2 separate regions of the Mus musculus genome follow, and region 1 is linked to region 2. The links are chromatin contacts, found by POLR2A ChIA-PET in ENCODE. All regions are on one chromosome and are shown on one strand. The core of a region is the stretch at or near the end of the contact, and the rest is flanking DNA. Distances in the headings are between cores, read along the strand shown. Region 1 holds the start of Rasa4 (RAS p21 protein activator 4). Region 2 has its middle 17 kb from the start of Ssc4d.

What was found. ChIA-PET counts read pairs that join two places held with the same protein, here RNA polymerase II (POLR2A).
Region 1: POLR2A ChIA-PET joins it to region 2 with 10 read pairs in embryonic stem cell. The contact joins the promoter of Rasa4 here to the enhancer-like site in region 2. POLR2A ChIA-PET finds 5 or more read pairs at or near these places in 2 of 5 experiments (Patski and embryonic stem cell).

What each region holds. Positions count from the first base shown.
Region 1 is chr5:136,082,517-136,085,354 of GRCm38, reverse strand. It overlaps Rasa4 (RAS p21 protein activator 4), which reads right to left and starts at 1,439. Exons shown (of 21, transcript NM_133914.3): 1 at 1,178-1,439. The coding sequence starts at 1,242.
Region 2 is chr5:135,956,236-135,959,285 of GRCm38, reverse strand. No RefSeq gene overlaps it. Among named protein-coding and RNA genes, the nearest start is that of Ssc4d, 17 kb to the left of the region's middle. Within about 2 kb of position 1,590, at least 1 of the 3 ENCODE cell types and tissues checked has a DNase peak (open chromatin) inside an H3K27ac peak, as active enhancers do.

The DNA of each region.
Region 1 (2,838 bases), core at 190-2,689, 130 kb before region 2:
ACCTTAAGTCAGCCCACCCTCCTCCCTCCCCATTGCCATGGCAACTGCTGAGCTGGCCTCTTCAGGCCCAGGGGGCCTTGAACTGGAACCGCTCCTGGCACTGAGAGTGCTGGGAGAGCCCGCCTGCCCGCCGGAGAGATGAACACACACACACACACACACACACACACACACACACACACACCTCCCCAATTCTCAGTTCTCTGTAGCCAGGAAACCCACCGGGACCCGGAGCGCACTTTGAACCCTAGGCCTCTGCCCCGCCCTTTCTTCGGTTTTATGATCGTGGCTTCTCCCCGACACTAGGATTTCAAGCACTTGGGTCCAGAAAGGGAAACTGAATCTTTGCAAATGAGGACATAAGAAAGCCACGAGACACGTTCTAGGAGTCACGCAGTTGACCTCGGGAACTCACTAAAAACAGTGTGACAAAGGGGTGTCCGAAAGCTCCCCAAATCTGGCGATGGATTAGAGGAAGCTTTATGAAGGACGGTAATGCATTTTAGGAGCCCTAGATTCACGACCTTGCTTTGACACCACCAGCTAACATTTCCTGTCTGTCGGCATCGGTTTTCTAATCTGTAAAGTGGTCCGAGGAGAAATGCCTTGCAGGGAGCGATTAAAGGGAGAGGCCCGGCAAAGTCAAGGGAGACTCTAAATCCTGCCTCTATGCATCCCTCCTGTCCCCTTGACCTACACCCCCACCCCCACTTTTCACACCTGCATGCCTTGCCCAAATGAATAGCGAATAGCGAACAAGTCCGGCGGACAACTCTTGGGGTTGTTATGGACTCCCAAACTACAGAGAGAGGGGGGGACACTCCGCCCCTTTCAGCCACACCCTGGGCAGTTCTTGCGATGCCATCCCAGTGCCAGTTTCAGTCTTTTAAAACTCCTGCCCCCCTATGAGCCCTGGCTTCCTGCTGTTCCCAGGTGGAGAAGCCCCTCCCTTGTCTCTAGCCCTCCGCCTCTAGCTTGCCCCTCCACTCTGTCAGGTATTCACAGCAAATCTCGCTGTCCCCATTTTCGTAGCCAGTCCCCCTCCGTGGCTGTACACGCCACATCCTCTCCGCTGCTCTCCTTGTGGGGAAGCCCTAAGGACCCCCCGCAAAGGTCAAGTATATAAAAGGGGATCCCATCAAAGTTGGGGTGGCCACCACCCGTACCCACTACTCACATGTCCTTGGCGGGCAGATTTTTCCCTTCTACGATTCGGATGGACAGCGAACTGCGCTTGGCCATTGCGGGTCGGCGACGTGGAGGCCTGGCGGGGAGGGGTTCGGACTCATGGGTCCCCTCTCGGGGTAAGGAGGGGGAACAGTGCGAGTGGCGCTGCAGGCAGGCGGGTGCGGAGGCCAGAGAGGGGAGCGCTGGGGCTGAGGGATCTCCGCTACTCCATTCACCCCTCCCCGCCCCTCCTGCGGGGGCGGGGAGACACTGCATGGAAGGACCAATCAGCGTCCTGGATGCCCAGAATGGGCGCGGCCTATGCGGCTTGCGTCCCTCATTGGCCACCTGGAAGGGAGGGCGGGCGGGGCCTGCCCCGAAGTGTAGCTGCTGGCACCCGGAGATTCTTCCACCACCAGGATCCCTCCTGGTGCTCTCGATTCTCAGAGAGAGAGCCCAGGCTCACGGAGGGACCTGGGTGTGCAGCATAGCTGCAAATCCATTAATGGCCGCACGCTGGGAGTAACTTGTCTGTGACAGACCTGGAAAGATGTGAAGACTCAGGCAGTTGGGAAAGTTTGAGGACATCAAATCTGGAAAACAGGATTGTTTGGGGCGTGTTTGTATTGTGGTTTCGTGTGTGTTCAGGTGTGCAGGTAGAGGCCAGAGATCACCCTCCGATTTCATTCTTCAAGATCCGTCCACCATTTATTTATTTGTTTATTTATTTATTTTTGAGACAGGGTTTTTCTGTGTAGCCCTAGCTGTCCTAGAACTCTCTCTACAGACCAGGCTGGGCTCGAATACAAAGATTCACTTGTCTCTGCCTCCCAAGTGTTGGGATTAAAAGCCTGCACCACCACCTCCAGGCTCTGGCTACCTTTTTAAAATTTTTGTTTTTTATTGGCTGATTGATTAGGGTGTGGCTTACATGTTGTGGTCCCAAGTGGAAATCAGAGGACACCCGCAAGAATCTTTTCTTTACTTTCACCAAATGGGTCCCAGGGATCAAATTCAGATTATCAGACTTGGGCAGGAGTCTTTCTACTGACCCATCTCCTCTGCCCCACCTTGTAAGACACAAGGTCTCTCATTGGCTTGAAACCTCCCCAGTAGTCTAGACTGGCTGGCCAGTGAGACTCCAGGATCCACCTTTCTCCATCTTGCCCACTTCTGGAGTTCTTTACAAGAGTTCAACACCATGCCCAGCTATCCATTAGTCCTGGGAACGAGTGATTCTTCTGCTTGCAAAGCAGTTTAGCAAGTGAACCATACTTACCTAGCCCTAGATCTGCATTCCAGCCCGCCATCGCTGCCCATACTGGTGACCAAACCTAGGTCCTTGAGTGTCCTGGTCAAAAATTCTGCTACGAGTGACATCATTTTATTCTTCTTTACCCCAAAATAAGATTCCATTGGGGATACAGACATACATACAGATTTTTTTTTTTTTTTGACACAGGGTTTCTTTGAGTAACCCTGACTGTCCTGGAACTCTATAAACCAGGCTGACTTCAAACTCACAGAGATTCCCCTCGCCTCTGCCTCTCCAAGTGCTGGGAATTAAGGGGTGCGTCATCAGCACCACTCCACCAGATTTTATTATGCTATGTGCACATATGCAGTACCTCTGGAGGCCAGAAGAGGGTATCAGATTCCCCCTGAAATTGG
Region 2 (3,050 bases), core at 341-2,840:
GATGCTTCCTTTAGACTCCATTCCTGCTTGCTTGGGTTGGTTTGATTGCTTTGTTTTGCTGTGGTAGGACTGGGGATTAAACCTAGGCTGGTGAGATGGCTCAGTGGTTAAGAGCACAGACTGCTCTTCCAAAGGTCCTAAGTTTAAATCCCAGCAACCACATGGTGGCTCACAACCATCCATAACAACAATCTGATGCCCTCTTCTGGAGTGTCTGAAGACAGCTACAGTGTGCTTACATATAATAAATAAATAAATATTTAAAAACAAAAAAACAAAACCCACCTAGGACCTAAATCATGGAAGGCAAGTACTCGACCACTGAGCCACAGCTACAAACTCCAATTCTGGTTCCCTACCCCCCACCCCCACCCCGCAAAGATTTATTACTGAGTGTGCCTGTGTGTAGTGATGGTGATGATGATGATACAGGGCGTCCAGTTCTATCACACGCAGATCCCCTGGGTGCAGGCTTTCTCCTCAAATGCTGAGTTAGGCTAAAGGATAGCAAGCTCCGGAAGTCATCCAGTCTCTGCCCTCCGTAGTACCAGAGTTATAGGCATTCCTGGCCACTCAGGTTTTACTCCTGGGTGCTGGAATCCCCACTTGGGTCCCCAACTTTGTACAATGATTGCTCTTACCCACTGAAACACCTCTGCATCTGTGTATAAATGTTTTCATACATGGCTGAATGTTGCCCACGTGTATACCCTGTGTTCACCACAGTCACAAAGCGTTGGAGCCCCTGGTAGTGGAGTTATGATGGTTGTAAACCACACCACGTGGGTGCTGGGAACTGAGCTCAGGGGCTCTGCAAGAGCAAGTGCCCTAACTGCTGGGCCAGCTCTCTAGGCCCCTCTTACTTTAAAAAAAAAAAAGGCTAATGCATGCATGTTTGAGTACATGTGTGGTACATGTCACAGGAATTCTTTCCTTCCATGCGGGTACCAGATTCTTGATACCTGCTGAGCCATCACGCCAGCTTGGCCCCTCATCATCTATACCATCGTCCGGACCCTATGTCCTGGTCTCTACGTTCCTGAGGATGACTTTAAGTTCTGGTGAGTTTTTCGAAGTGCAGCAGGCTAGCCTCCCTTGTGTATTTGTTGTCACACCTGCCTGACAACTCGAATGGGAGCCAAACCTTGAGGATTGATGGATTAGCAAAAAGAGAAGAGGGGAAAAAAAAAAAAAAAAAAAAAACGAGGCAACTGGGATTGACTTCCTGTAAGGTCAAACTCCAAACTTCCAGGGTCTTCCCACTCAGGCACTGCTCCGGGAAGTGTTCTTAACCACTGTGCAAACGGAGGAAACAAAAGATCAGTGAAAGGTCCAGGGTTTTTCTGGGTCATCAAAACAAAACAAAACCAACAGAGTCCAGGTGTTGGGATTCCCACTGGAGCCCCGTAAGCCTCGACGGCCGGGGCGGACAGGGTAGGACGTGACGTAGCCCTGCCCTTCCGGGCCCCAATAACTCACGCCTTCCTGCTGAGTCACCGCAGGAGCTCAGAGGAGAGCCCGCCCTGGGTCGGAACTGAAGCCACGCCTCTATCTTACTGAAGGATTTTGATTGGGTAGCTTTGAAACTGGTTCAGCCAGTCGCAGCAAACGGAAGGTTGCTGGTTAGGTGGGGCAGGGGCGGGGCCACGCTCTTCGAGACCTTTCCATGCCTCGGGGCGGGTCTTTTTTTTTTTTTTGTGCAGAGTTCTAGGTTTGGTCTGACAAAGGAATTGAGTCCCCGGTACAGCCCATACAAGGGAAGGAAGGTCAACCATTCCCAAGACACTGTAGTTTAGGCGACATTTTCAGTCCCCGCGGACCTTTGCGGATTACAAAGAGTATTTACCAACAACAACCTCTGCGCCACAAGGCTGCTTCTCTCCTCACCACCCCACCCCCTCACCCCTTTTAAAAATGCTTTAGTCAAGGTCTCATGCAGTTCAGGGTGGCTTGCCAAAGGTGACTTTGAGTTTTTTTAATTTTATTTCTTCCTCTGCCCACCCAACTGGGGTTACAGGTGCGTGCCACCCCTGCTCATTTATGCAATTCTGAGGAACCCAGGACTTCACTTACGCTAGGCAAACGCTCGACCAACTGAGCTATATCCTAAAGCTACTGATATTTTCATAAAAGACCATTTGGTTGGTTTTGTTTTTTTCGAAACAGTTTTTCTGTATGACGCTGGCTGCCCTGGATGGAACTCAGTCTGTAGACCAGGCAGGCCTCAAACTCAAAGACCTGCTTGCTGAGATGAAAGGCATGCGACGCTTTCACAGAGGACATTTAACCCACAAAGGACTGTTGAAATTGTAAAACCGGTTCACAATAAAACCAGAATTGGAATAGGGTGTGGTGGCACTATGGGGTAAAAAACATCTAAAATAAATCAAGATTAAGGAGGCTGGTGTGTAACTCAGCTGGTAGAGCTCTGTCCAAGCATTCAGAAAGTCCAAGGTTCAGTCCCCAACTCAGTTTGGGTCAGCGAAAGGGTTCCACAGGTAAAGGTGAGGCCATGTGGCCACACACACACACAATTAAAATGTCTTTTTTTTTTTTTAAATCAGCAACTACAAAAAGAAAATAGATTTCTAAAAAGGGAAGAAAACAAACCTCAGTGTGGTGGCTGTCACATGCCTAAAGTCCCAGGGGTGGAGACAGATGGTCACCCTCAATTATACAGCTAATCCAAGGCCAGCCTATGCTACATAAGACATGGTCTCAAAAACAAACCAATTAAAGAATTGGAAAAGGTTCCCCACCTCTGGCAAACATGAACAATAAACTGAGGGGTGTTGTGGTTGTGGTTTTGTTTTGAAACAAGACAATGTAGCCTATGCTGCCCTGAAATGTGTTGTGTAGCCAGAAATGAACGCAGACTTCTGAACTCCCTTGCCTCAGAGACAGGATCTCACACTTCAGTCCAGGCTGACCTCAAGCAGTTTCCACCCCCATCATCTTCCCAGTGGCTGGTTTTATAGATGTGAGCTACCTCAGGTGGGTTAGACTGAGGATTTTAACACAGCCTGCTGTACCACAGCAAATTCTATGTG